Linked DNA regions of Homo sapiens: all the other regions are linked to region 3. Evidence: chromatin loops called from intact Hi-C (ENCODE). Cell type or tissue: GM12878. All regions are shown on one strand. Links, peaks and the distances in the headings refer to the core of each region. The heading gives the core; the rest is flanking DNA.

What was found. Peaks named below come from ENCODE experiments on the same cell type or tissue, not always from the same donor. Only the 100,000 strongest peaks of a DNase experiment are listed, where the experiment ranks them.
Region 1: a loop joins it to region 3, with 2.5 times the contacts of the local background. A loop is called at or near these places in 1 of 110 quality-filtered maps.
Region 2: it touches region 3 in a loop (2.4-fold over the local background); 1 of 110 quality-filtered maps calls a loop at or near these places.

What each region holds. Positions count from the first base shown.
Region 1 is chr2:34,592,710-34,603,169 of GRCh38, reverse strand. LOC105374459 (a long non-coding RNA gene) reads left to right here. Exons shown (of 6, transcript XR_001739398.2): 4 at 811-867; 5 at 3,503-3,877; 6 at 5,029-5,100. Among named protein-coding and RNA genes, the nearest start is that of LINC01320, 80 kb to the left of the region's middle. In GM12878, for the core only: no CTCF peak of the experiment used is centred there; no DNase peak of the experiment used is centred there.
Region 2 is chr2:34,261,039-34,271,498 of GRCh38, reverse strand. All of the region lies in intron 4 of LINC01317 (long intergenic non-protein coding RNA 1317), which reads right to left. Among named protein-coding and RNA genes, the nearest start is that of LINC01318, 200 kb to the right of the region's middle. In GM12878, for the core only: no CTCF peak of the experiment used is centred there; a DNase peak (open chromatin) is centred at 4,178.
Region 3 is chr2:34,734,467-34,744,926 of GRCh38, reverse strand. LOC105374458 (a long non-coding RNA gene) reads left to right here and starts at 7,460. Exons shown (of 6, transcript XR_007086277.1): 1 at 7,460-7,810; 2 at 9,820-9,952. LOC124907752 (a long non-coding RNA gene) reads right to left here. Exons shown (of 2, transcript XR_007086279.1): 2 at 6,696-7,606. In GM12878, for the core only: a CTCF peak has its summit at 6,049 (motif pointing right); no DNase peak of the experiment used is centred there.

The DNA.
Region 1 (10,460 bases), core at 4,164-8,163, 140 kb after region 3:
ATCTGCCCTCCTCAGACTCCCTAAGTGCTGGGATTACAGGCGTGAGGCACAGCACCTGGCCAAAAATTATTTCTAAAGATACTTTGAGCATAAAGTGAGATAATTCATGTTTAATCACATAGTACATGTAGACACGTTATGTAATGCTTTTTTTTCTTTGAGACTGAGTCTTGCTCTATTGCCCAGGCTGGAGGGCAGTGGCGTGATCTTAGCTCACTGCAACTTTCATTCCCGGGTTGAAGCGATTCTCGTGCGTCAGCCTCCCGAGTAGCTGGGATTACAGGCGCCCGCAACCACGCCTGGCTAATTTTTCTATTTTTAGTAGAGACGGGGTTTCACCATATTGGCCAGGCTGGTCTCCAACTCCTGACCTCAAGTGATCTGCCCACCTCGGCCTCCCAAAGTACTGGGATTACAGGCATGAGCCACCATGTCCAGCCCATGTAATGCATATTAACAATGGTAATGTAGGATTATGAAAGTGGGCAGAAATTTGTTTCATGGAAAGGTATTTAGTTATATATTTTTTGCTTTTAAAATGGGTATTTCAGTGCAAAACTCTGACAGAAATAGGCAAATCAGTGACTAGTTCACAACTCCCTAGATTTAAAAGGGAGCTCTCTGCTCGAAATACAGGTCAGCCTCAGGACTCAGCATTGCCTTAATGAAGGCAGCCTGTCTGTGGTGTGCAATTTGAGATGTCTGGGTGCTACAAAACTGGCTGAAAGCAGAAGTGATTCTTTCTGAATAAACAATGTAGTTTGCTCATATGTATCACAGAACACGATGTTATTACTTGTGTTTCCACAGTGATTTGTTGGTTTTCCAGTGCAAGAGTGATCCCTCCTTCGTTTTTACCAAAAAGAGGTAAGAGAAATAAAGATGGCTTCTGCTCTGTAGACAAACAGTATTGATTGTTCAATAATCCAGTAAGATGAGGAAGTATTAGATGGAAATCATAATAACTCCATGATAATCTCTGGGAACAAAAATCAATAAAAAGGGAATGGTTTTATAAGAGACATACAACATTATTATTCTAATACCTCAGGTCATAAAGCTGAGATATTTGAGTGTGACATGACATATTAGCTAAAATGACTAGGAAACTATGGCAGCCAAAATGATCACAAATCATTTCTGATAGAGCATTTCTCATCCTCTCCTTGTCCCTTCCCACTCACACACAATAATTAGCTCCAGCTACATTTCCTCTCCATTGTTCCATTTGTTACTATTCCTGAACTTTGTTTTCAACTCTGGGCTTTTAAGCTTTCTGTTCTTCTGCCTGGACCACTCTTCAATCAGGTCTTTCAATAACCCATTCTTCCTCATCAGTCAGGTTTCTGCTCAAAACCCGTTTCCTGTGAGAGAAGCACTTGTTAAACCACTATGTCTAAAAAAAATAATCTACAGTTTACCCTGTGCCAGTCAACATCGAGTCTCTGTTACCTTCTCTGCACCTGTTTCAAAACCTGTACTCTGTAATTGTTTCTATGTTTATTCTGTCTCTTACCTCAGTAGAACATGAGTTCTATTATCATGTGTACTGTCTTCCCCAGATTCTAGAACTCCATGTGAAATATAATCAATGCAAAATATTTGTTGAATGGACAGATGAACATCTTTTAATACCTATTTATTTTTAGAATATGTGACTGTCATTTTCCCCATCAGTTACAAACTTCTTCATGGTCAGGCTAGGCAATGTCCCCTCCCCTTGTCCCTCTTCCCCACAGAAAGCTGGGCAATCCAGCTCACTCCTTTAGATCCTCTCCATTTTTGATTCCTTGAACATGTATTAACTCTTTTTTTTTTTTTTTCTGAGACGGAGTCTCGCTCTATTGCCCAGGCTGGAGTGCAGTGGCACGATCTCAGCTCACTGCAAGCTCCGCCTCCCAGGTTCACGCCATTCTCCTGCCTCAGCCTCCCAAGTAGCTGGGACTACAGGCGCCCGCCACCACACCCGGCTAATTTTTGTATTTTTAGTAGAGACGGGGTTTCACCATGTTAGCCAGGATGATCTTGACCTCGTGATCCGCCTGCCTTGGCCTCCCAAAGTGCTGAGATTACAGGTGTATTCTCAGCACCCGGCCGTATTAACTTTTTGTGGGGGAAGAGCCTGGCTATTTAGAAGTGTCTGTTGTTTTTGTTTGTCAATCAGTGGGAAACCTGATTCTATCGGAATAATAAGACAGATGTAAGACATTATTTGTTTGTTTCTACTTCCTATGTGCCGTTCAAGGAGTAAGGTTACTATATAAAGGTAATCTTCCCAAGAACATAAAACATACTATATCAGGAAAAGATTCTTTGTTCTTTACCTGGGTATAACAACCGGGAGAAAGAAGAAAAGCAAGTAAGTGTTTTTCAGCCTTTGGGGAGGCATGGTATTCAATTGATTGGTTCTTATAGTTTAGTTATTGCTTCATTAACTATAGTAGACAAATTATTGTGGATTCAAAGCTAAAGACAGACAATACCTTTTATTCCATAAGGGAAAATCTAGTTATACGTTAAAGAGTCTATGTGAGTAATACTGTTATGAAATGTAGAAGAGGACTATTAAATTACCTCAGTAAAGTATTAGTAATAGACAGATGACTTTTTAGGTCAGTAACATTTTTTCCCCATTTTTCTGGAGAATAATTATTTATTCGTTAGGTACCTTTGGTAACTATTTAAGCACTACTTTCTATTTCAATTTTATATTTGCTATATTCTCCATTCCTGTCTCATATAAAATGATTTTTAAAACAAAAATTTGTCATCTACTGCTTGAGTGTATTGGTGGGTTCAAGATTAAAACTTGGAGGTTACCTATGTATACCTGAGAACTCAACAGCTAAATTATGGCTTGTTAGAAAACTTGTTAGCATTTTAAACAATTTTCCCAAGTATAAATTCAGAGAAAATCAATTTACTTTCTCTTTTTTAATCTAAGGCTCAGGTTGTAATTTTGTAGTACCCAGTATCTCTCTGAAGTCTATGGTATATTATTCCACTTCTTTCCTAACTATGCATTTCATACCTACCCTTTGGAGTTGATCTTGAAAGAAAATTAATGGGCTCCTTATTCAGTATTGCAGTGTTTCAGGTAGCAAATGCATGACAGCTACTTAACCAACCCCTGAGTAGCCAACCAGTGAGTATGGCGTTAATGATTTTGGAGAAAGTTAACTAAGTGCATCTATCACTTTGTCATGTGTGGTAAAAGAATACATCAATCAAAGGTTAAGAGGGAACTGTCTTTGCTTCAGTCTGTGGGTACTACTAAAATCTGTTACAAAAATCAATAGAACAGGTATGGTAAGCTGCATTTATGCTGATTAAATAAAACAAATGGAAAAACAGAAGGTAGGAGGCTGGTAATATAGCTCCTAGAATAAAGCAGAGGTCAGTTTCCTGATATAGGAACCATCCTTATGAGCTTGATATTCCGGAGAAGTATTTCCACTGTCAGTGTCTTATAAAGGTTGAACCAGTAACCTTGTTTTCACAGGGCTATTTAACTGGATACCAGGAGAAGCAAATTGCTGATCCAGTCATGGATGTTTTACCCCATTATTTAGTTCCACTCTACATGGAATTTATTTGGAAGATTCTCAATGCACTTGCATTCAAACATAAAGACCTAATGACTCTCATTGCAGCAGTATTCCTCTTGTATTGTTATTTTCTTAACTTCGGATTTCCTCCATTTCTGCACTTTTTGCCATCTGGAATTTCATTTGCAAGGGCAGATAAGGGGAAAAGAATGTAATAAGAGACGAGGAAAAATATAAGCCCTTGCTGAATGATTGATATGAATGAAGGAACTGATGGAATAAATAACAAAAATAAAAAGATCCAGGACTACTCTCAGTCTCTGAAGCAGGTATGAAAATTGTAAGAACAAGGGAAGACTATAATTTTGGAATATAGCTGTGAGTTAATAAAAGCTAATGATAAAGAAAATAAGTTACCTTTCTTCACAGAAGGACAAAATGATGATTCAGTTACAGGAGAACAAGAATTGAGGCCCACCTCCAAATAATTACCAAGTAAATACAAAATTCCAGGTGGGCATGGTGGCTCATGCCTGTAATCCCAGCACTTTGGGAGGCTGAGACGGGTGGATCACCTGAGGTCAGGAGTGTAAGACCAGCTTGGCTCAAATGACGAAACCCTGTCTTTACTAAAAATAAAAAAATTAGCAAGGCATGGTGGCACACACCTGTAATCCCAGCTACTCGGGTGGCTGAGGCATGAGAATCACTTGAACCTAGGAGGCAGAGGTTACAGTGAGCCAAGATAGTATCACTGCACTCCAGCCTGGGCAACAGAGCAAAACTGTCTAAAAAATACTTGAAGATATATATATATTCAAATATATATATCTGAGAAAAAGTGATTGATAGGTATTCCCTCACGCACACCTAATAAAGTGCATATCAATACAACATTTCTGGAAAACAATTTTGTAAGATTTTTAAAAAGCCTTAAATTTCTTAATATCCTTTGACTCAAGAATTCTCATTCAAGAAATCTATCTGAAGTAAATATAGTGAAATTAAGGAAGAGAACAGGAAACACACTTAATCAGTCTTACTTATAATCATCAAAATGTTGAAACAACTTAAATTTGCAACAGTAGAGAAATCTTTTGATGAATTATGGTACATCCATTCAAATGTATTCTTGGAGAATAAGACATAGAAAATGATTCATTATTAAATGTTAGGCTAATAAAATAAACACTGTACAAAATTCCATGTATATTATAATTACCATTTATATGTGTGTGCATGTCTGTATATTTGCTTAGTCATATTTATGAGATAGAAGCCTCTGGTTTTCATTTGTTAAAGGAATTCTGAAAAATAATTTCATTGTTGACTGAAATGGAAATTATTAGAGAAAGCATACTGTGATGCTGTGAAAAGAGGTTTGGAACTTCAACAAACTAAATTTAATTTGTTTCTTTTCATGGCAGAAATACTTAGGACTTATTGAATTTTCTATGTGTGTTCCCTCCCTTTTGGTTAGGTGGGAGCCCTGGCGGTAGCTATGGGTCCAGTTCAAAGGATTATGAAATGCACTGCTTTCACATCAAAAAGGTAAGCACCTGTTTGTGTCTCTGCCATCTTCCTCTTCCTCTGCCAATGTGTCCTTGGAGGCTGTGTGTTCCAGGTAGTATCATCATAAGATGGGAGGGTAGTCCAAAATACACGGGGCTGGAACATAAGTGAGAATTAAACTTGCTGTTTTAAGCCAGCAAGATTTCAGGGATGTTCCATGCCTACGGCATATCCTACCCTATCCTGATTACTACAGTGCACATTACCCAATAGCTCTGTGAACTTGAGACAGTTATTTAATTTTTCTAAACCTCTATTCCCTCACTTGTATATCGAGCCATGAGGCTGCTGACATATCTCATAGGACTGCTTTCAGAAGGTAGTAAAAAAACATAGAAAATGATTGTACAATAGTTCTGGTTGAGTGTAAATTTCCTTCAGGCAAAATAATCAAATCTCATTTTTCTTACCTACTTCTTACAGTATTTTACTCCTTCATACATATGACCCTTTAGAATAGAGAACAATCACTATATGTTCAATAATCTGTTAAAAATTTGCTGAGAGTATTTAAAAATATATAAAATAAAGCCTCAGATTTGGGAGCAGGTTAATATAAGGAAAAACAAGAAAAGGAAGACAGAGATAAAGATGAAGTAAAACCTGTGTGATCTCTAAAAGTAGAGTTTCGTCAGCCACATAAAATAAAAGATAAAATCTCACATTGTTTCAAGATTGGCTTAAAAATAACCATTACATATTTAAAATGAGTTAGAGCCATGCTTTTGTATTTGTCAGAATAAATCAACTCATAACATGCTATGTATAGAAAATAACACAGAAAGCTTTTTAAAAAATTTCAAGAAAAAAATGTATGTGGAGGGTGCGGTAGTAGCAGTGGGAATTAGCAAATTTACAGAAAACAACAAAGAGAAGAACAATAACAAATAGCAACCACCACTGTAGCCACAGAAGTCATTACCACACTCTTGCATGCTGGCCCAAATCGTTTTAATAGTAGACTTTTCTCTGGGGTTATAAGCTCCATTAACAGAAGCTACGATATAACTTTGAAACTATCTGTATTACCTTCAGTAAGTTATTTTCTTCCCCTGAACCCCACTACATAAAGCAGCAAACCCCTGGTTGGTTAAGCAAGCACTAAAATTTTGGAAATGTAATAAATGCATCTGTAAGATTTCCAAGATTCCAACAATAATCCCAAAGGGAAAATATACTGAGCCAATCATTTTGGTACTGCATCACAAGGCACTGAATAGAAAAGTCAGTAAAAGCATCCGAGCACAGAGAAGCAAGCTGTAGTCAATATCAGATTTTGAAGTGGACTGTCAGATAAAAAATCAGCTAGATTTACTGAAATTTACTTCCTAATATCTGGAGTTTAGATTGCATGGAATTCAGCGCATACATCCAGTCTTATTTAAATTTCTTTTTCCTTTATCCTCTCTTTAACCTTCTTCATCCACTATAATAAGCTATTGGTATTATAGCCATTTCAAGAAAAATAGTCCAGTCTGAGTTATAATTGGTCACTTCATATCAAAAACTTATTGTAGAAATGAAATTCAGTATCACCCAATTCACACAGTGACATCTAGTCAGGCTTAAATAAAATCACTTATTTGACAGGGGGAAAAAGAAGAAAGAATAACCAGTGTTTGCTGTTGACTTTATATTCCTCCACAATTCTCATCTGAAAATTACAAAGCTTCTCAATATATATCCATAAATATTGGCTAGTTAAGCCCTGTTATGTATAGAAAGTACTGCTATCTGAATCAGAGAGCCCAGCCCTTCCACCAGCATAGGACAGTGATAGGTCACAGCCATTGGAAGAAGATAGGCCTTTACATTGAAGCTTTGCTTTGATCCCTTAAGCAAATCCCTTAGCGCTTGTGAAATGGGGATGATTTTGCCTTTGACTCCTGTGAGGCACATCTCATGAGACACAGTTAATACAAATAACCTAGAATAATTATTATCAGGAGATGTGAAACCTTTTCTCTTAGTCATATTCCTCTCAGTGTAGAATGTTATTTCTGTAGAGGGTAGCTTTTCCTGCCCCTCAAATTTCCATGTTACTTCAGATCTTCAGTTTGTAAATTAGAGATCTAATTCAAGTAGAAACACATTTCTTTTTATTCCTTCAGGTGTTCTGATATTTATTTAAAACTCATGAATGAAAACAAAAATATTCTGGACGTGCAAACATGTAAAAATATGTACAGTACCTCCCCACAAGGAGTTTATACTCTTATGAGGTAACAAGCCAAAAACACAGAGAACAGCTGAGAAAGTAACATAAAATAAGTCCATTCTGAAGGAACGACTAAGGGGAATCCAAAGGAGCTGGAATCAGCTGTGAAGATCATCTTTCTGGGGATAGTCAATCTCGAGAGCTTAGGAAAGTGACTGATAGAAGAGAAAGTGCATGTCTCTCTCTTGAGGAGCAATTCTTTGCATAGCTGTACTGCATTTCTTTTTTCTATAAATTATGGAGTAGGAATAGTTAATTTTACCCATCTCTGGGACTTCTCTAGGTACAAAGAAAAAATACTGTGTTGTACTCCAAATACCTCCAATTGCCCCCTACCCCATGAATTAAAATACTAAACATTAAAGCAGAAATTAAATGTGAAGAGTATAAAGTATACTCTTTCAAAAATCTCAGAACTGTCTAATAGGAAAAGTTAGAACAAAAAATATGGCTGCAGATGAGAGGCTTAAAAATAAAAAAGCTGAGAAAACAGCCAGAAAATAGACAAAATGTGTTCACAAAAAATTGAGCCATAAATAATGAAATGACATACAACAAGGTGTCAAAGGAAAAATGCAGAAACAACATAACTTGAATATTTTTTTTTCTTGCTTGCTTTTTTTTTTTTATTATACTTTAAGTTTTAGGGTACATGTGCACATTGTGCAGGTTAGTTACATATGTATACATGTGCCATGCTGGTGCACTGCACCCACTAACTCGTCATCTAGCATTAGGTATATCTCCCAATGCTATCCCTCCCCCCTCCCCCCACCCCACAACAGTCCCCGGAGTGTGATATTCCCCTTCCTGTGTCCATGTGATCTCTTTGTTTAATTCCCACCTATGAGTGAGAATATGCGGTGTTTGGTTTTTTGTTCTTGCGATAGTTTACTGAGAATGATGATTTCCAATTTCATCCATGTCCCTACAAAGGACATGAACTCATCATTTTTTATGGCTGCGTAGTATTCCATGGTGTATATGTGCCACATTTTCTTAATCCAGTCTATCATTGTTGGACATTTGGGTTGGTTCCAAGTCTTTGCTATTGTGAATAATGCCGCAATAAACATACGTGTGCATGTGTCTTTATAGCAGCATGATTTACAATGAACTCCAACAAATTTACAAGAAAAAAACAACCCCATCAAAAAGTGGGCGAAGGACATGAACAGACACTTCTCAAAAGAAGACATTTATGCAGCCAAAAAAACACATGAAAAAATGCTCATCATCACTGGCCATCAGAGAAATGCAAATCAAAACCACAATGAGATACCATCTCACGCCAGTTAGAATGGCGATCATTAAAAAGTCAGGAAACAACAGGTGCTGGAGAGGATGTGGAGAAATAGGAACACTTTTACACTGTTGGTGGGACTGTAAACTAGTTCAACCATTGTGGAAGTCAGTGTGGCGATTCCTCAGGGATCTAGAACTAGAAATACCATTTGACCCAGCCATCCCATTACTGGGTATATATCCAAAGGACTATAAATCATAACTTGAATATTTTAACTACAGTGAAATCTTTGGAAAATTTAACCAACAGGAAAACATTCCTGGAAATTAGCATTTCTGAATCTGAAAACCTTGAGCCACGGTTAGGCTCTCCATAGAAAAAAGTTACTGTGGTTATGCAGGTTTGAGAATCTGTGCTTTCTTGATTGAAGCACTTTCAGAACCTTTAGTCAGTCAATACGCGTTATTGTAAATCTCCCAAAGGTTAAGAGTAGCCTAAAGAGTTTCCAAAATTATTTGAGCAAAGAATTCTAGACCCAAAGAAAATATTTAAAAACATCTTGAGGAACAGTAAGATTCTTTGGAACATAGTTTGGGAAGTACACCACTTAACACATGTGCAGTCAAAGTCTGTCAATATAGCAAATCTATGTTGAGTGTCTTAAACTGGTGGAAAGAATTCCTTAATTTGCTCACTGTCAATCACATAACAGAATTGTTCTGTGTCCAGATAATTTACTCTACCTGTGTTTTCTTTGTAAAAAAATAATATAGTTGAACTGTCCCTTAGCCCCTACCTACATTTCCAGGTTCAGGATAGCCCAATGTATTCAGCAACACTGTGACAAGTGCACTTAAGGATAAATATTTGGCCATTCTCTGCTAATGTTATTGTAGTCATGATATTAAATTGGCATACTGGTGGGGCAATGGGATGAACAGCACAGGCTCATTTATAGAACTTGAGAGGTATAAGTCACCTTAGAGATGTTCTAGTCAAACTCTCATTTTATAAATGTATTGAATACAAGTGGTAAAATGACTTTTCCAAGGTCTCATGTTCAACTGATGGAAATCATTCTCCCCAGTCCAGTCTAGTCCATGATGCCTTAAGCAAAAACAAACAAAAACTCCTTAGTTTTTTGTTGTTTTTTTTTTTAAAGAAAGGAAATAAATACGTCTGTTTGACATTTTTTTTTTCTTGAGACAGAGTCTCACTCTGTTGCCCAGGCTGGAGTGCAGTGGTATGATTTTGGTTCACTGCAATTTCCATCTCCCATGTTCAAGCGATTCTCCTGCCTCAGCCTCCCGAGTAGCTGGGACTACAGGCACACGTCACCAAGGCCTGCTAAATTTTTTTGTATTTTTAGTAGAGACAGGCTTTCGCCATGTTGGTCAGGCCAGTCTCAAACTCCTGAGCTCAGGTGATCCTCCCGCCTCAGCCTCCCAAAATGCTGAGATTACAGTTGTGAGCCACTGTACCTGGCCAACTTTATTTTTAAACTAGTTTTTAATAAGCCTAAAGAAAAAAAAATATGAATAGATTGTGATTCTTTCTGTATTTGCTCACCTGTTACCCCCAAAAGCATGCCCAATGTGTAGCATATTATTTTATACCCAATGGGTTCTCACTAAATGTTAATTAAATGACTGTGAACATGTGAATTCGGAGACTACACAATGAATAAAGTGATTGTTTACTTTATGAAATGATTCTTCCCATTAACATAATCCCTTTTATGGTCACCTCACCTGCTATGCTGCAAAAAGCAGAAACCATATGCTGCGTGCTAATCTTTGGGGCCACAGCAAGGCCAAAGCAACATTTCCTCTGGCAGCTGCATTAAATCCCCTATCCCAGACTTCTTATAAATTCT
Region 2 (10,460 bases), core at 2,087-6,086, 470 kb after region 3:
TTGATAAGTTTCTATTGACATATCTTCAAGCTCACTGATTGTTTTCTGAGTCATGTCTAATCTAGTGATGAACCTATCCAAGGCATTCTTCATTTCTGTTACAGTGCTTTTTATTTCTTGCATTTCCTTTTGATTTTCTTCGTGGAGTTTTCATTGTTCCCAATGCTTATATCACACATCTATTCTGGAATATTGTCAACTCTTCCCACTAGAACCCTTAATGTATTCATCATAGTTATTGTAAATTTTCTATCTGATAATTCTAAAATCTATGTCATACCTGAGTCTAGTTCTGATCCTTGTTTCGTCTCCTTACTTAATTTTTTGTTGAAAGCTGAACATAATGTGTCAATTAGCAGAAACTGAGTTAACTAAGTTTTTAATGTGAGGTTTTTACATTACACCTGGCTAGGAGCTTAGTGGTATTTAATGTTTGCAGTGAATGTAGATGCAAGAGTCTTCAGTTTTGTCTAGTTTCTTTGTTCTTTTGTTTGCTTGTTTTTTACCTCCTGTTGTTTTGGGGTTTCTCTCAGACCTCCTTCTTAAACTGAATCTGTGTCTTGCAGTTCTGTCAGCTGTAATCTACTGCTATACTGGAGCCCTGTTGATGTGGTACAAACAGAAGCATTCTATAATCTTATGACTGAATCTCAGCTTTTTAGTGGGCCAGAGTCATTTACTAGCCATTTTTCTTTCTTCTATGTAAGAGAGAAAAGCTCGAGGAGGCTATAGTTGTCTAATTGTCCTTGCTTCATGTCAGATAAAATTCAGGTAAAGTGGTTTCCTTTGGGAGGCAGGCATTTTTATGGAGAATTTTCTAGGTGTATTTAAAACTGTCTAATTTTACCTTTTTCTTGCCCGAAAGAGAGGAGATTTTGTTCTCTGATATTTTCTGTGAGAACCTAGTGGGGCCTAGTTTTAAGAGGTTGGGGGGTCTCATCCTTTCATGGGTCTTACCTCTAGTAAAACCTTTGTCAACACTTGGTATTGTCAATTGTTTTAGTTTTAAAATTGTTATTATAGTGAGTGTAAAGTTATATCTCATTGTGGTTTTAATCTGCATTTCTCTAATGATTAATGATGTGAAGGACATTTATTAATATTTTCTCCAAAACTAGGCCCCCAGAAATTCTAACCATCAAGTTAGTCTACACTCAGACTCCAGCAATTCCTCAAAATTACCATAGAAGTGTTACCACTTGTTTCTGCCTCCAAGAGTTTCTGCTTCACTCTAGCTGATCTCAACTGTGATTGCATTCAGGTCACTCATCTTTCCAGAGTGGTGGTTTGCTCTGTGACCTCAGTTATCTGATATCTAGAAGAAGTCATTAATTTTTACTTTGTTTGCTTTTTTTCTCATTGTGAGGACAGGAGAGTAATAACATCCATGCTCCTTACATGTCAGATCTTAAACCAGAAGTCATCAACTGATTTTTGACAAGTTGCCAAAGTAATTCAATGAAGATACCTGTCATTTGAACAAACAACTAGAATTCTATATGAAAAATAAATGAATACCAAACAGTACCTCATCCAAGAAAATTAAATTAATTGAAAATGAGTCATGAGGTGAAACATGAAAACTAAAAATTAAAAATATTTAGGAGAAACATAAAATCCTCATAATTTGAGGCAGGTAGAAAATTATTAGAAATGGCACCACAAAACTCAAACTGTAAAAATATATTGAAAAATTGGACTCTATTAAAATAAAAAATATCTGGTCTTCAGAAGACGCTATTTGATATTTTTAACACGGCATAGACTGTGAGATATATATTTGAGAATATATATATGTATATACATACACATACACATACAAAAAGAACTCATGTGGTTCAAAAACAAGAAAAATAGGGACTTGGCTAGAACAAGCACTTTATAAAATAAAATAGACAAATGGTAAATAAGCAAACACTAAAGATGATCAATATCATTAATTAGGGAAATGCAAATTAAAACCACAATGATATATAACTTTACACCCACTATAATAAAAATTTTAAAAGTAAAGGGCAATACAAAGTGTTGACAAAGATTTTGAATAACTGAAACTATTACATATTACTGTTATGGATGGGGGTGTAAAATTCCACAACCAGTTAGGGAAACAGTTTGGAAATTTCTTACCCATTAAAAAATACACCTTCCATATGATTCAGCAATTCCTTTCATAGTGTTAAAGAGAAATGCAAATATTCTTCAAGAAAAGTATTTTTACATAAATACTTATAAATGTTTATAAAAACTTTATTCACAAAAGCTAGGAACTAAAACCAACCCAAACATCCATCAACAGATGATTTAAAAAATAAGCAAATATTCACATAAGTACATAGCCCACAGAGCCTAAAAAGCAACCACACAGTAGAAAGTATAAAGCAACCAGCTAACAAGTTCATGATATGATCAAAAGGTCACGTATCAATATTAATGAGGAATGTAAATGGCTAAACACCCCCAAATAAAAGGCACAGAGTTGCAAGGTGGAATTAAAAAAAAAAAGACCCACCCATCTGTTGTATTTGAGAGATCCATCTCAAATATAACGACAGCCATTGGTTTAAAATAAAGGGGTAGAGAAAGATCGATCATGCAAATGGAAAACAAAAAAGAACAGTGGTCACTACTCCTATATCAAACAAACTTTAAACAAACAACAATTAAAAAGGACAAAGGGCACTGTATAATGCTAAAGGGTTCAATTCAACAAGAATACTTAACTATCCTCTATAGATACATAGCCAACATTGCAGCACCCAGATTAATAAAACAAGAACTTCTAGACCTATGAAAAGACTTAGCTACAAAATAATAGTGGAGGACTTCAACACTTCACTGATAGCATTTGACAGATTACCAAAGCAGAAAACTAACAAAGAAATCCTGGACTTAAATTTGACCCGTGATCAACCAGACCTAATAGACATCTACAGAACACTCCACCTGTCAGCCACAGAATACACATTATCCTCACCTGCACATGGAACATACTCTAAGATTAACCACATGCTCAGCCGAAAAGCAGGTCTCAATAAATGCAAAAAAATTGATATAATGCCAACATACCCTCAGACCACAGTGGAATAAACATAGAGCTCAATACTAAAAAGATCTCTCAAAATCTCAGAATTACATGGATATTATTATTATTATTTATTATTATTATTATTATAATTATTATTATTCAGACAGGGTCTCGCTCTGTCGTCCAGGCTGGAGTACAGTGGCATCATCACAGATGACTGCAGGCTTGACTTCCCCAGTCCAAGCAATCTTCCCACCTCAGCTTCCCAAATAGCTGGCACTACAGGCACATGCCACCACTTGACTAATTTTTATATTTTTTATAGAGACAGGGTTTCACCACGTTGCCCAGGCTGGTCTCAAATTCCCGGACTCAAGCAATCCACCTGCCTCAGCCTCCCAAAGTGCTGGAATTACAGGCATGAGCCACCACACCCAATTACATGGAAATTAAACAACCCAGTGACATTTGGGTGAATAACTAAATTAAGGCAGAAATAAGTATTCTTTGAAATAAATGAAAACAGAGACACAACATTAAAAATATCTGGGATGCAGCAAAAGCAGTGTTAAGAGGAAAGCCTATAGCACTAAATGCCTACCTCAAAAAGTTAGAAAGATTTTCAAATTAATGATCTAACACCACACCTAGAGGTACTAGAACAACAAACTCTAAAGTTAGCAGAAGAAAAGAAATAACTAAAATCAGATCAGAACTGAATGAAATTGAGACCCAAAAATGTATACAAAGAATCAATAAAATCAAAAGTTATGTCTTCGAAATGAAAAACAAAACCAAGACTGCTAACTAAATTAGCAAAGAGAAAAGAGAGAAGATCCAAATAAGCATCATCAGAAATGACAAAGGTGACATTAACACCAATCCCACAGAAGCACAAAAGATCCTCACAGACTATTATGAACACCTCTATGTACACAAACTAGAAAATCTAGAGGAAATGAATAAATTCCTGAAAACACATAACCTCCAGAGATTGAATGAGAAGAAATTGAAACCTTGAACAGATAATTATAGAGTTCTGAAAATGAGTCAGTAGTATATAAACTTACTCACCAAAAAAGCCCCAGATCAAATGGACTCACAGCTAAATTTTACTGTACATACAAAGGAAGAACTGGTATCGATTCTATTGAAACTATTCCAAAAAATTGAGGAGGAGGGGCTCCTCTCTAACTCATTCTACAAAGCCAGCATCACCTTGATACCAAAACCTGACAAAGGCACAATGAGAAAAGAAAACTACAAGCCATCTTCCCTAACGAACATAATAGGGTTTGTGCTCCAGTGAGAATCTAATGCCGCCGCTGATCTGACAGAAGGCGGAGCTCAAGTGGTCATGTGCCAGTGAGCACAGCTCACCTCCGGCTCTGCGGCCTGGCTCCTAACAGGCAAAGGACAGGTGCCAGTCCATGGCCTGGGGGTTTGAAACCCTTGTTCTAAAGGTAGAGAAAGATTCAGATAACCAGCAAGGCAATAAATAACTCGACAACATGCTTCCATGGAAAGAAGAAATCTATGATGAAAATTAAATCAGGATAAGGGAATAGAAAGTGAATCTATATGAACTTTAATCAATTTTGATAGAGTGATGAAATAAGTCTTTCCTGGGGCAGTAACATTTGAACTAAACATTGAATGGAGTGATGATGCCAGCCTCATAAATATTTTAGGTAAAAGCCTTCTAGGTTAAGACCACAAGGATAGAAAGTGGTGGCATATTCCCATCACAGCAAGAAGGCCCAAGTGGCCAGAGCAGCATGGGCCAGGGCAATGATGGGAAATGAATCTGGAGAATTACTCTGGCCCAGACCATAAAGGCCCTTGTTGACTGTATTAACAGTTTGGATTTAATTTGTTAAACCAATGGGAAGCTATTTGAGGGTTTTGAATAGGGGTTATTATAGCAACGTGAGCTGATGTGGGACTGAGAGATAAAGCAATGAAAGTCTAATACTAGAGAGACCAAGTCAAAGACCACTGACAGGGAAATTTTTGATGGCTGGGACTAGGGTGGTAGAAATATTTATTGGTTTAACTATATTTTACTCCTTGTGCTATTTCCCACAAATTTCTAATTTACTTTTTGATTTCCATTTTAACTGCTAGTACTTTAACCTAGGTTCTCAACTCTTGGTTCTTAAATATATTATCTGATTATTATTACATTGTCATAGAATATAACAGGTTTTCCTGATTCTATTCATTCATAAATTCAATCCCTCCAGCATGCCACTAGTACTGATTAAAAGTTACTTATTACAATTCCAAAGAGAGCTTTCAGTTCAAGATACATTTCTTCATTATTCTAAGAATACTCATATTCATTTATGTCTCTGTCTTTTCTCAAATGCGGGTTCCTTATCTCAAAGAGAAAGCCATTTCTTATTTATAATTGAGATGTCTTTCAAGGTCCAATGAAATTACCTTAACCTCCCTTCCAAACTCTCTTACCAAGTTCTTTGATCTTCTACAGTAATTATTATCTGTACAATTCATCCCAAACTGAATTGTATGTTACTTTGTATTCACTTATTTAATTATTCATACATATGTTACTTAAATAGCTATTTAATTTGAAAAATGTTTACTAAAAAACCTATTATGTGCCAGGTATTTTGCTTTATTTCTGGGTTCTCTATTCTGTTCCATTGGTCTGTGTGCCTATTTTTATACCAATACCATGTTGTTTGGTTGACTATGGCCTTATAGTATAGTTTGAAATCAGGTAATGTGATGCCTCCAGATTTGTTCTCTTTGCTTAGTCTTGGTTTGGCTATGCAGGCTCTTTTTTTGTTCCACATGAATTTTAGAATTGTTTTTTCTAATTTTGTGAAGAATGATGGTGGTATATGGATGGGGATAGCATTGAATTTGTAGGTTGCTTTTAGCAATATGGTCATTTACACAATATTGATTCTACCCATCCATGAGCATGGGATGTGTTTCCATTTGTTTGTGTCACCTATAATCCCTTTCAGCAGTGTTTTGTAGTTTTCCTTGTAGAAGTCTTTTGCCTCCTGGGTTAGGTATATTTCTAAGTTTTTTTGTTTGCTTGTTTTTGGGTTTTTTTTTTTTTGGCAGCCATTGTAAAGGGGGTTGAGTTCTTGATTATATTCTCTGCTTGGTCACTGTTGCTGTACAGAACAGCTACTGATTTGTGTACATTAACCTTGTATCTGGAAACATTGCTGAATTATTTTATCAGTTCTAGGAGCTTTCTGGAGGAGTCTTCAGGGTTCTCAAGGTAAACGATCATATTGTGAGCAAACACTGACAGTTTGACTTCCTCTTTACCTATTTGGATGCCCTTTATTTCTTTCTCCATCTGATTGCTCTGGCTAGGACTTCCAGTACTATGTTGAAGAGGAGTGGTAACAGTAGGCATCCTTGTCTTGTTCCAGGTCTCAGAAAAAATGCTTTCAGCTTTTTCCCATCACTATATTGGCTGCGGGGTTTGTCACAGATGGCTTTTATTACATTTTGCTAAGATTTTTAATCATAAAGAGATGCTGGAATTTGTCAAATGCTTTCTCTGCATTTATTGAGATGATCATGTGATTTTTGTTTTTAATTCTGTTTACATGGTGTGTCACATTTATTGACTTGCATATCTTAAACCATCTCTACATCCCTGGTATGAAATCCAATTGACCATGGTGAGTTATCTTTTTCATATGTTCTTGGATTTGGTTAGTTAGTATTTTGTTAAGGATTTTGGCGCCTGTGTCCATCAGGGATATGGGTCTATAGATTTCTCTTTTGATTATGTCCTTTCCTAGTTTTGGTATTGGGATGATGCTGGCTTCACAGAATGAATTAGGGAGGGTTCCCTCTTTATCTTGTAAAATAGTGCCAATGGGATTGGTACCAATTCTTCTTTGAATGTCTGGTAGAATTCTGCTGTGAATCCATCTGGTCCTGGAATTTTTTGTGGTTGGTGAGTTTTAAATTACCACTTCAATCTCACTGCTTGTTGTTAGTCTGTTCAGGGTATCTAATTCTTCCTGATTTAAGCTAGAAGGGTTCTATTTTTCCAGGAATTTATCCATCTCTTTTAGATTTTCCAGTTTATGTGTAAAGGTATTCATAGCAGCCTTGAATGATCTTTTGTATTTCTGTTGTTTCAGCTGTAATATTTCCATTTTGTTTCTTAATGAGGTAATTTGGATTTTCTCTCTTCTTTTCTTGGTTAATCTTGCTAATGGCCTGTCAATTTTATTTATCTTTTCAAGGAACCAGCTTTTTGTTTCATTTATCTTTTGTATTTCTTTTGTTTCAATTTCACTTAATTCTGCTCTGATCTTGGTTATTTCCTTTCTTCTGCTGGGTTTGGGTTTGGTTCGTTCTCATTTCTCTAGTTGCTTGAGGTGCGACCTTAGAATGTCAGTTTGTGCTCTTTCAGTCTTTTTGATGTAGACGTTTAGGGCCATGAACTTTTCTCTTAGCACCTCCTTTGCTGTATCCCAGAGGTTTTGATAGGTTGTGTCATTATTGTCATTCAGTTCTAAGAATTTTTAAATTTCCATCTTGATTTTGGTTTTGCCCAAATGATGATTCAGGAGCAGGTTATTTAATTTCCATGTATTTGCATGGTTTTGAAGGTTCCTTTCAGAGTTGATTTCCAGCTTTATTCCACTGTGATCTGAGAGAGTGCTTGATATAATTTTAATTTTCTTAAATTTATTGAGGCTCATTTTGTGGCCTATCATATGGTCTATCTTGGAGACAGTTCCATGCGCTGTTGAATAGAATGTGTATTTTGCAGTTGTTGGATGAGATTTTCTGTATATATATTAAGTCCGTTTGTTACAAGGTATAGTTTAAATCCATTGTTTATTTGTTGACTTTCTGTCTTGATGACCTGTCTCGTGCTGTCAGTGGACTATTGAAGCCACCTGCTATTATTGTGTTGCTGTCTATCTCATTTCTTTGGTCTATTAGTAATTGTTTTATAAATTTGGGATCTCCAGTGTTAAGTGCATATATGTTTAGGATTGTGATATTTTCCTGTTGGACAAGGCCTTTTACCATTATATAATGTCCCTCTTTGTCTCTTTTAATTGCTACTGTTTTAAAGTTTGTTTTGTCTGATATAATAGCTACCCCTGCTCACTTTTGGTGTCCATTTGCATGAAACGCCTTTTTCCACCCCTTTAAGTTTATGTGAGTTCTTATATGTTAGGTGAGTCTCCTGAAGGCAACAGATAGTTGGTTGGTGAGTTCTTATCCATTCTGCAGTTCTGTATCTGTTAAGTGGAGCATTTAGGTCATTTACATTTGATGTTAGTATTGAAATGTGAGATACCATTGCATTCACTGTGCTCTCTGTTGCCTGTGTAACTTGTTTTTGTTTTTTGTTTTTGCTTTTTAAATTGTATTTTTGTTTTATAGGTCTTGTGTGATTTATGCTTTAAAGAGGTTCTGTTTTGATGTGTTTCCAGGATTAGTTTCAAGATTTAGAGCTCCTTTTAGCAGTTCTTATAGTGGGGGCTTGGTAGTGGCAAATTATCACAGCATTTGTTTGTCTGAAAAAGACTGTATCTTCCCTTCATATGTGATACGTAATTTTGCTGGAAACAAAATTCTTGACTGATAATTGGCTTGAGGAGGCTGAAGATAGGGCCCCAATCCCTTCTAGCTTGTAGGGTTCCTACTGAGAAATCTGCTGTTAACCTGATAGGTTTTCATATATAGGTTACCTGCTGCTTTTGTCTCACAGCTCTTAAGATTCTTTCCTTCTTAATTTTAGATAACCCAATGAAAATGTGCCTAGGTGATGACCTTTTTGTGATGAATTTCCCAGATGTTCTTTGTGCTTCTTGTATTTGGATATCTAGGTCTCTAGCAAGGCTGCTGAGACTTTCCAGAGCATTTTGCATTTCTATAAGTGTGTCCAATGTTTCCTGAGGATTTTTTCTTTATGCTTTTTCCTTGAATATTTCTTTCTTCACTTCTTGCATCGTTTTTTGGATTTGTTTGCTTTGGGCTTTGCCTTTCTCTGCTGCCTCCCTGATTCACTTAATAACTAACCTCCTGAATTCTTTTGCAGGTAAATCAGGGATTTCTTCTTGGTTTGGATCCATTGCTGGCGAACTAGTGTGATTTTGGGGGGAGGTTAAAGAGCCTTGTTTTGTCATATTACCAAAGTTAATGTTCTGGTTCCTTCTCATTTGCTTAGGCTTTGTCAGAGGGAAGGTCTAGTGCTGAAGGCTGTTTTTCAGATTCTTTTGTCCCACCGGATGTTCCCTTGATATAGTACTCTCCCTCTTTTCCTACAGATGTGGATTCCTGTGAACTGAGCTGCAGTGATTGTTATCTCTCTTCTGTGTCTAGCCACCCAGCAAGTCTACCCAACTCTGGACTGGTACTCAGAGTTGTCTGCATAGAGTCCTGTGTTGTGAACTGTCTACGGGTATCTCAGCTGTGGATACCAGCACCTGTTCTGGTGGACATGGCTCGGGGGTGAAATGGACTCTGTGAGGCTTCTTAGCTTTGGTGGTTTAATGTTCTATTTTTGTGCTGGTTGGCCTCCTGCCAGGAGGGGGCGCTTTCCAGAGAGCATCAGCAGTGGTAGTATAGAGAATGGATGGTGGGTGGAGCCCCAGAACTCCCAAGAGTATATGCCCTTTGTCTTCCCCTACCAGGGTGGGTAGGGAAGGAACATCAGGTGCAGGCGGAGCTAGACGTCTATGAGCTCAGACTCTCTGGGCAGATCTTGCTGCGGCTGCTGTCAGGGATGGGGGCTGAGGTTCCCAGATCAATAGAGTTATATAACTAGGAGGATTATGGCTGCCTCTGCTGAGTCATGCAGGTTATCAGGGAAGTTGGGGAAAGCTGGCAGTCACAGGCCTTACCCAGCTCCCATGCAATCGGAAGGGCCAGTCTCACTCCCAAGGTGTCACCCCACCCAACAGCACCGAGTCTATTTCCAGGCAGTGACGATCAGGGCTTGAGAACTTGCCCCAGGCTACCCACCTCCCAGCTGGGAAAGAAAAGGGCTTTGGTTCTTCCTCCACCTGTGGAGTCTGCATGCTGGATTCGCACCCTTTCTAGAGTTCTGGTCAGGAGGCTTCTTGCTGAGTTCAAATTGTTACAAGGTTCAGCTGGAGACTTGCTTCTCCCTGTGGCATTTTACCCTGCACCTCTGGCCACCCTCCTGAAGGATCCCTGTGGTGCCAGGCAGGAATGGCCTGCTTAGGGATGCGGTGAGCTCCCAGGCCTTTCCTGCTGCTACCTCTACCCCTGTATTTCGCTCGGGTCTCTAAAGTGACTCAGCTCCCCATACGGTCAGAAACTTCTCCTGCAAACTAGACTTTCAGTTTCCCCGGGGGTGGGTGTGTGATCAGGAGCAGAGGATCTCCCTTGCCCACTTCTGCAGTTTGGGTACTCACAGTACTTGGGGTGTCCCCCA
Region 3 (10,460 bases), core at 4,122-8,121:
AAATAATAGTAAATGATATAAATTCCTGACAGGCCTGATGTTTAAAGCAGTAATAGTTCTCTCTGTCCAAAAAAAATCTTGTCATGCAGTTGAATATTTTTAATACAAATAATAAAAGCTACTATTGATTGAGGACTTACTATACATCAGGTACTTTCTCTATCCAGTGTTTAGTGGACGTTATTTAATTCCCACGAATTTATAAAGAATTTTTATTCCCATTTTAAATAGGAAAGAGAACATGAAGTTAAAAAATACCATTTGCTTTTTCAATATGCATTTCTTGTGTGATTGTTTCATACACACTCTGTGGTGGGTGCTATTGATTAAATAACAAATAAGGAACAGGCCTTAACATTAAAGAATGTGTGCCCAGAGTCACATAGCATATGTCACTTGTAGGAATTAAACCTGTTTGTCTATAACATGTATTCTTGATCTTTGTGAATGTTACAGCATCCTTCTCCCACTCCCCCTACTAAAAACAAAATTAAAACACAATATGCTATATATAATATGCTATATAAAATCAGATCTAACTGTAAATGAAGTTGTCTCATTTTGCAATACCAACATGTGGGATTCTTTAGTTTCAACGGAATGAAAGGTCAGGAGTAAGGCCAATAAATTGAAAACCTTCTTTCTGATTAATAAGCAATGTGAACTAGGACCTCTGATCGTATAGGAACAAATAGAAGCATTAGATCACCTGTTGTCTGCATACTCCAAAACATCTTTCTCATAAGTTATAATACCTGGTGTTTGCAATTCAAAAGACATAATGATCTTGTAGACCTTTTCCAATTACAGATTTCATTTTTAGCCCCTGAATCTTATTTTATTTTTTTTCCCAGCTGACTCTTTTTTTTTTTTCCCCAGCTGACTTTTTATTTCCCAGCTGACTCTTCTCCATCTCCAAACTCGCTGTAAGGTGCTATGTCATCTAAAAGTCTATATCCTTTATGAAGTGAATTTTCTTTGAGGTCTCTTGTTAATTTTCTTCCCTTAACCAAAACCCTATTTATTAAAAGTGCTCCAACAGTGGAAAAGCTTTCCTGAAAGATCTTGAAGAGGATAATTTTCATATAGATAAAACTGCTAAAGAAAAACAAAAACAGAAGCCTAATTCGGTCGCCTCTTTGATTAGATTAGCATAGTCTACTTAGTTGTAATCTATTTAACTGCTTGCAAAGCTGTTATAAACCCAAACACCATAAAATGAAACAAAAATTTACATAATTGTAAATTGTAAACGTCTTTAATGGGGGCTATACCAAAAACGTCAAAGCACAGCTAATATTTTAAAACGTACTAGTTTTCATTTATTGAAAGCTTTAGTCTGTGCCAATGTTCTATCTTATATATTATTTGATTCAATCTTTAAAAAAATCATAGGAGATGAGTATTATTATTATCTTTATTTCATAAGTGAGGCAAATGAGTTGAAAGAAAGGTATAATAGATAACTTGCCTAATTCTCAAGAAGTTATGCAATTATATTTAGTCTGCACAAATATTCATGTGATAATAATGTTTTGAATAAAGATAATATGGTAAGCTCTGTGACTCAGTATATGACCATAAAAATAAAGTCTTTTGGGGTCATTTCTGAATGCCCATCTGCTTTGATTACTTTGGCTGAAATCACTGCCAGACTCTGATAGACTAGCTCACCACGGTATTTCCTTTTCCAGTTCAGAAAATGCACTAATTTTAATTAACCTACTCTTTCAGTCACCTATTTCCTAATTTATTCATGCTATAAATATGATTTATTCTACAAGTTAGGTATTTCAGAAAGCATTGCCTTGATTATTAAATGTAATACTACTAAGTCTGTCTCCTGCATATTATGATTTTTAATTGATTGCACATTATTTTTTAAATTTTATTTCATCAAAAATAAAATCATTCCTTTTGAATATATAAAATCAGCTCACAACTAGTTATCTCTGCCTGCAAGTGCTTTTCATCTATGGCATTAGCTAGTTACCTAAGTGGCTCTGGATCACTTGATACATTCCATTTTAAAACTTTAATCATGTTTTTAGACAATATCCTAAAATACGGATATTTCCAACAAATTTTATTTTCTAGATTTAGGAAATGCTGTGACAGTGTTCTTTAACATACTACCCATATCAAAAGAGATAAGATTTTTATGCATGGCTTTTCTTTTCTACAGACAATAGCTTTTTAAATAATAATCTGGAAATTTACCCTGCTGACTGCCTTAGTCATAAGGTATATTATTGGCATAATATATTTTTCAGAAGAGGCATTCAATTAGTTTTTAGATTAAAAAAATGTTAAGGGAAATAATAAATGACCATGCCAATCCTTTCTATTTTCAAATAGCTGTATTGTGATTTGGGACAGTTCTGTGGACTCATAGTTAAAAGTTCCCATTTCTTTCTTTCTAGCTACACCTACATGCACACACACATACAAACATTCATATGCAAACACACATATAAACACACACAAATACAACAATATATATTCAGAGATAGCTCTTTCCCACTCTATGTATGCATGTGTGTATACAAGCATATATGCATACACATGAAAAACTAAAACTGAATTTGATAGAAGCATGAATATACATTATTGAACAAAGGAGACAGGATGGTGGAATTAAAAGGGTTTCATCTCAGTGCTTTCCTAAGTATAAAATGCATATATTTATAATTTTTACTTATCGCAGGGTAAACATAAAACTGATTCATTAAAACATGATCTTTTTTAAGAATTCAAAGGACATAGAATGTTGTGAAATCTAGTATTTTTACTTAAGTGCCTTTTTTCTTTCTAATTCCACCTCCCAATCTCTTATTTTATAAACCAGTTGATACTTAAGTGGTTACTCGGCAGATGATATATCACTTACACATTTTCTATGTAGTAAACATTCATGTGTATATATATATATAATTTTATATTATATAAAATATAATTTTATATTATATAAAAATATTTTTATATAATATATATTATATTATATAAAAATATATATATTATATATATATATATATATATATAAATTCATCCAACTACTTTGTTGGAATGATTCCTATGGATTGAAACTGCCAGGGCAAAGAATATGCAAAATCTATATTTTGACTAAATTTCTCATGACAGGAGTAAATTTTCCCAGTATTTGAGAATTCCTCATTTCCTACAGCCATACAAACATTAGGTATCAATATTTGTAAGCATTGATAATATAATTTATAATGAAATTGCCTTTTATCTATTAACATTAGGCTATATCATCTTTACATAACCTTATAAGTCATTTGTGCTATTTCATTTTCCTCTTTTTCTTTTTCATTTCCCTTGTAAAGTTAATCTCTTTGTTACTAAGAGCTCATTTATGATTAAGGATGTTAACATTTTGTCAAGCATTTTAAATATTATGTTTCTCCCATTATTTTACTGTGGTGTTTTATTTTTTGGCTGTACAGAAATTATATATTGAAATATAATCGTGTTCTGTTCTTTAAAAACATGAATATACTTCAAATGGTAATCGATGGATTAAAGTCTTGCATTTTAAATATTATAAGCCACATTCAATGATTTGTTTGATTAATCAGACAATGTTCTTTGGCTTTATCACTTCTCTTTCTCTCGCTCTGCACAGCATATTTGTTCTGCATTTGCACTGCCTCTTAAGATATCAGTTGTAAAGTTACATTCCAACTCTACAGGCACACAGAATGAGAGAAGTAGAGCCTACACAACTGCAATGACTGTAATTTTATAATTTTGGCTGTCATGATCCTGTCTTGAAACCATAATTAATGCAATAGATTTGTTAGTTTCTCTCAGGGGTAAAAAGAAAGATCTAATTGAAACCTTGTAAAGCAGCTTCATAAGTGAAATGGAAAGGGTATTTGCCTTTTATCTCCCAGCCCCACCTTGACATAGTCACAGATTATTAATGTTTCATAAAAATGTTGTAAATCTTTATGTTAGTATCACTACAACTGGTGAATTTAGGTCAGTAACGACAACTGCATCTTTAATTGCTAATGTTTAATAGCATTTCATTTCTGGAATCGCAAGCTATAGATTCTGAAAATGACTCTACAGTTGGTCATAGCCATTTTATAATTCTCAAGAAGTTTTGCACCAGCATATATAAATTTAAGACAAAAGAAATATTTCATATTCTAATAAAGTAGCAAGTTGATTCATAAAAAATAGCAGTGACATCTAGATAAAATAATAAGCACACTCCTCCTTCTCCCACACTGACTGGTATCACCCTTTGAACACTGTGAATACGGCATGTTGAAATCTTAGTTTTAGATACGAAAAATACTATCTTCTCCTTTTCCTCTTCCTCCTTTTCCTCTTCTTCCTCATTTCCTTGTTCCTCCTCTTCTCCTGATGCTGCTGCAAAATAGGACAACCTGAATTCTGAGCTATGCTTATATTGTCTAATTGAAAAAGTATTACCTGTTATCGGCTGACTTATGGCACTGATTTAAATCTCTCATCATCAAATAATTCCATGAAGTTACTCTAGGATGTATTTACTCAACAAATATTTACTGAACACCTACTATGTGCCTAACTTTAATATTCATGATGACTAGGCTTAGTATATGAGACAGACTTAGCTTTTCTCTTTATGGAGCTTATCTTCATAATCACAGTTTAAAAAAAAGTTGACTGATAAGTATTTGGTTATTAACTTATAGCTTAACCTCAAAGGGACTAAGTGTCCAGTGCCAGTATATCAAGTGACTATTAAGGATATTATTGGTGCTACTAATTATAAATTGGGAATTATCAACCTATCAAATAATGAAGTTGTATAGGCACAATATAAATCCACCATATGATAGCAATGACAAAAATTAGGCCTACAGCCTAATCAGAATTCAGAGACATGAATTCAGAGATGACAAGTAAGTTACAAAAAGAGGTGACCAAGACTCCAAGTACCAAATTCTGTTGTTCCAGTATCTCATCCTCAGCTCACAGCTATGACTTCATATGGAATTCCTTATGTCCAGCCTGTGGACGTAAATCTGGCCCAGATTTATGAAGAGGCTAGTTACTATAAACCAATGTATTGATACCAGCCAAAAATAGAAATGGCTTCAGAAAACAGCATTGAGGGAAAATCTTACTAATGGACAGAATTTTGAACAAAGCTTTAGGTTATCACTTTGACGTAGAAGAAGACGCTTGCACTGAGGGTATTAATAAATTTTGGGGCAGAGATGAAAGACCTAGTTTCTTCGTCAAGAACCAGCTGGGTGCGGTGGCTCATGCCTGTAATCCCAGCACTTTGGGAGGCCGAGGTGGACAGATCACAAGGTCAGGAGATCGGGACCATCCTGGCCAACATGGTGAAACCCCGTCTCTACTAAAAATACAAAAAAATTAGCTGGGCGTGGTGGCACATGCCCGTAGTCCCAGCTACTTGGGAGGCTGAGGTAGGAGAATCACTTGAACCCAGGAGGCAGAGGTTGCTGTGAACTGAGATTGCACCACTGCACTCCAGCCTTATGAGAGAATGAGACTCAGTCAAAAAGAAAAAAAAAAACAGTACAGAGTAAGACTGGAAGAGCAGACATTTGAAGAAAAGTATGCAGATTTTACTATGAGAAAGTAAATAAAATGTGAGGATTTTTGTGTCTCATGGCGGTGCCCACCAACATTCATCACAGAGAAAGCACAGACAACTAGGTTAGAAAGACTCATCTAACAGTGGCTAGCCACCCTTTGACTTCAGCCACTCCAGTGCTTGCATATAATCCCACAATTGTAGTTGCCAGCATTGGAGAAAGTCAGGCCACAAGTGGGACCTTCACTATGGGCTCCTTCTCACTAAGCGGCCAGTGCTGCTACTGAATGTGTGACCAGTCAGAAATTTAGACCAACACTGACCCCTTGATATGACACTGGTTATTAATTTATTGTCTGTAAACTCCTAGTTCACCTTTCTTTGACCTGATCTGTGATACTGGCCCTTAATCCCGTGAACATTTCTCCTTTGCCAGCTGGTGCAATGTTAAGCTTTGTCAACAGGGGGCAATGGAAGGACATTGAAAGGTTATAGTAAGAGGAAGGGGCTTCTCTCCTTGGTACTGGTGTACTTTTGTTTTCCTGTGATGTAGCTACTAGGAAATTAGTGTGCCAGAGACCTAGTGGCAAACACTCTGTAGTAATTTTTTGACCACCCCACACGACTTTTCTACCCAACAATCCAAGCCCACATGTTCCAGCAAACTTCTTCCCCACTGATCTTTTGCATATTTTTGGGGTAGCAACACTCTTTCTAATAAGATCTGATTCTCAGGCTGGGGGATGGTGTCTCTTCTAAGTTCTTATTCCTTCCTTGTTCTTGCTCTCTCAGTCTTACATGTACAACACTCTTTCACTCCTGTTAGTAGTTAATAATACCTTACATTAATTTTTCTTGTTTAAATTGTTGCTATGATTTCTATGTCCTGACTGGATCCAGATTAATACGCATGCCATCCCCTCAAGGAAACCAACCAGGTACTTTTTGGCTAATTGACTACAACTAGCTGCCTTCCATGGTGGCAGAACAATGATTCATCTTTACTGAGATTCTTGCATTTTCTAGATGAAGGTTGTGTTTCTATTTTTCAGTGTCTTGGACAATAACACTCTCTGAAGGCAGTCAGAGAAAAAATACACATGACAAGTTAGGCAAGGAAGACTTTATTCAACACTATTGCAATAGATGAAAGAGATTGGACTCAACTCTAGTAAAACAAAAGACAGGAGAGTTTTTAAGCACTGTGGTGAGCTGGTGGAAAGTACTAGACATTTTAGTGGGAAAGTGGGTCAGTATGATCAGCCCCTCTGTGTTTGCTAATTGGTGATTAGTTTACTGAAGTTAGGTTCCAACCCTCCCACAGAGACTAGGAGATTGGAGCACTATCTTCTTTGATGATTGTATTTCAAAAGGATGACTCCCAGGACCTCAAAGTCCTGGACTGTAAACCTTGCAAGAGGCTGGAGAAAATTTACATCTGTTTTCCAATGTAAATTTTCTAAGAAAAGAAAGGTGAGGAGTCTGTGGTCAGGAAAAAACCTAACTGTCAAAAGTTTAGTCAAGTTTTGATCAGGGTTCACAGAATAACTGATTTATTGTCATTGGATCCCATACCATGTCACCTTGGATCAAAGAGCTCCTTTTACAGAAAAGGAAGTGAGCACGGGATCCTCCAGTCCCCCCATATCCCTCATCACTTAGAAGCTGCTAGACTAATAGAATATTAAAATGGCCTCTTAAATGTATAGCAGAATACCAGCTTGTAGTTGATGCCATTCGTTGAGTTCTGTGATTCAAGATGTGGAGTCTAGTTGAAGCCATGGCCATTACATGATTTTATAGGCCTGATAAATAGAATAAATAGATCTTGGAAACAGTGGTTCTTCTCATCACACTTCCAGGGATCCACATAAGGAATTTGTACTTCCTGTAACTATAACTTTAAGCTCTGCTGGAGGGGGTCCTGGTATCCAGGGGGAATTCCAATAAATAGATGACATAGTAAAAGTTCCACAAAACCTAATTGTTGGACTGCTGCCTAATTATCTGACGCTTCTCCTGCCAAAAGACCAGCAAGCAAAACAAACAAAGTTACTATATTAGCAAGAATAATAGAACTTGATTATCATCAAGAGCTAGGAATGCTACTACCTGATGGGGTTAAGAAGAATTATGTCTAAACTTTAAGATAGTCCTTGGGGAATCTCCTGGTGTTACTGTCATGCGCGTCCATGTGAAGAGAGTCCACCAAACAGGCTTTGTGTGAGCAACAAGGCTGTTTATTTCACCTGGGCGCAGGTGGGCTGAGTCCAAAAAAGGAGTCAGCAAAGGGTGGTGGGATTATCATTAGTTCTTATAGATTTGGGATAGGCGTACAAAGTACATTCTCAAGGGTGGGGAAAATATTACAAAGTACCTTCTTAAGGGCAGGGGAGAATATATCGTATCAGTTAGGGTGGGGCAGGAACAAATCACAATGGTGGAATGTCATCAGTTAAGGCTATTTTCACTTCTTTTGTGGATCTTCAGTTGCTTCAGGCCATCTGGATGTATACGTGCATGTCACAGGGGATACGATGGCTTAGCTTAGACTCAGAGGCCTGACAGTTACCATGTTGAGTGATATCTGTTAATGGGTAATTATAGAAAGCATGGCCTTACAAGGGCATGCTATTCTTTCTTTCTTAAGTTACCATGTTGAGTGATATCTGTTAATGGGTAATTATAGCAAGGATGGCCTTATAAGGATATGCTATCCAGTGGCACAGACTTCTGAATGATTAAATTCTATATTTATCTACTGGATAGGCAACCCATAACAGTGAGAGGGCTGGTTGAGAATGAAGGGAATGTAAAATTGGAGAAAGAGGTGGAGAAATACTAAATATAAATTTCAGCTTCAGAATCAATGAAGCAGTGCTGACTATAGTCCCACCTCTTCTATTGTGTTTTTTTCAGTGAAACACTGACCAACTGCCACATGAAGAAACAGTGATAGATTAAACTTAATACCAGACAAGCGGGGATCTGGTTAGGGCAAGGAGTAAACTGTAGCAGAAGCTCTTGGTGCCCCATCCATATCTCTACAGCCCTTATCATTTAAGTGCATAATAATTAGTAATTACTTTGGAGGGCAGGTACAGATAAAAAGGCATAATGAGGGCTTTTGGTGGGTTGAAAATGTTCTCTTTTTAGATCCAGGTATTGGTTGCACAGGGGTGTTCAGTTTGTGAAAATTTAATAAACTTATGTGCATGTGTGTGTCTGTACAAAATTAAGGAAAGCAGAATGGAGTTAAAATCAGAAATATTGTTCTAGAAGTTATCAGGTTTAACCAGGTTTTACAAACAGCCAATTTTGTTATTTAAATAATCAAAATATTTCCTTTAACATTTATCATGATTTCAACTGAAATACTTTATTACAGCCAGGAAACTGATTTCTATTGTATCATTATTTCTTAGGTAGTTCTGTTGTATTTAAAACTCTAATGTCCATACAATAGCGTCAGAATGCTTTTTTTTAAAACTCAGTTAAAATGCATGCCAGGCTTGACAGGTTATGATTCAAAACATTAAATGTATCCTTCAAATTAATTTCTGTGATATTACTTTGAAATGCTTTAAAACTGGCTTTCGACTTTTTAATTTCATTACATAAATCAAAACAGTCAATATTTCTTGGATACTTACATTCTCATTATATCCCCTTTCTTCTTCCTTCTTCTTTGGACTATTTTTTTTAATTCAGAAAAAAAAAAATCTTATCTTTATACCTTAACATCAGATGGTAAACCATTTTATTTAATATTCAGCCTGGTTAGAGATTTGAATGGCTATAATAGTTGGGGAGAGGTGGTAATAGTAGAGACTGGAAGATGCCTTTTTTCAGTTTAATATCAAGGTCATGTTGTTATTATCAAACTTGGTTGCATAAGGCAATTTTTTATGTTCATAAACTCTATTTTGATAAATCGATCCACTCATTCAACATTTATAGAAACAAAACTATTACAACCAAATAGGTGGATCCTGCTCTCAGAGAACTCATTGTCTAGCTACATTTTGGGATAGTGTGTCCTGAACCCCATTAGGGTGTAGCATAAGCTTGACAAAGGTAATCTAACCAGCCTTATTTTTCTATTCTCGGTCAATATTCTGTCTCTATACACAGACTAAAGATAAGTATGGAATGAGAGTTCCTACATATAGGTTATATGGTAAAATTTGTGGAATATGCAAAGAGATAAATGAGATGTATTTGCTTTACAGCATTCACCAGGGCTTAGAAGACCCTGTGGCACCTGAAAGTGAATGTGCAATTGGATTGGAGTTATGCTGCAACAATTAGCTGCTCAATTGTGTGTTTATTACATATACCAAGATCACTTAAATAACACTACAGGTAAGACTTGAAGATTTAACCTAAACTATATTCTCTCACAACAATTTGTGAACTGACTAGTTAAGGAAGAATAGAAGTGAAAGCTGCTGAGAATTGGAAACAATGATTTCATTCTTCCCTTTCAATCTTCTAGTTAAGTGTTTCTCATTTGCTGGTGAATACCCCAGTGTGAATGCTTCCAGGAGAATTACTTTCTGACTGCCAAACTGAGTCATTATTTTGAATAGCTTTACCTTGCTAAAATGTTTTAATTTACATCTAGAATGTTCCTACTACTGAAGTTGCCCCAAGGCTAGTCAGAAGAGGGCTGTAAGAGTTTCAGAATTTAAGTATTTCTCAAAAACATCACAAACCGAAACCTGAGAACTATAGAAAATATGTAATGCCTTTTTAGGCAAAATTCATCCCAAAGAATTTTTACAGGATTGAAATTCACCAGATAATTGTTTCTTTTTCAACAATGAATAAAACAGATGAAACAGCTAAAGAATAATCTTAAAATTAAACT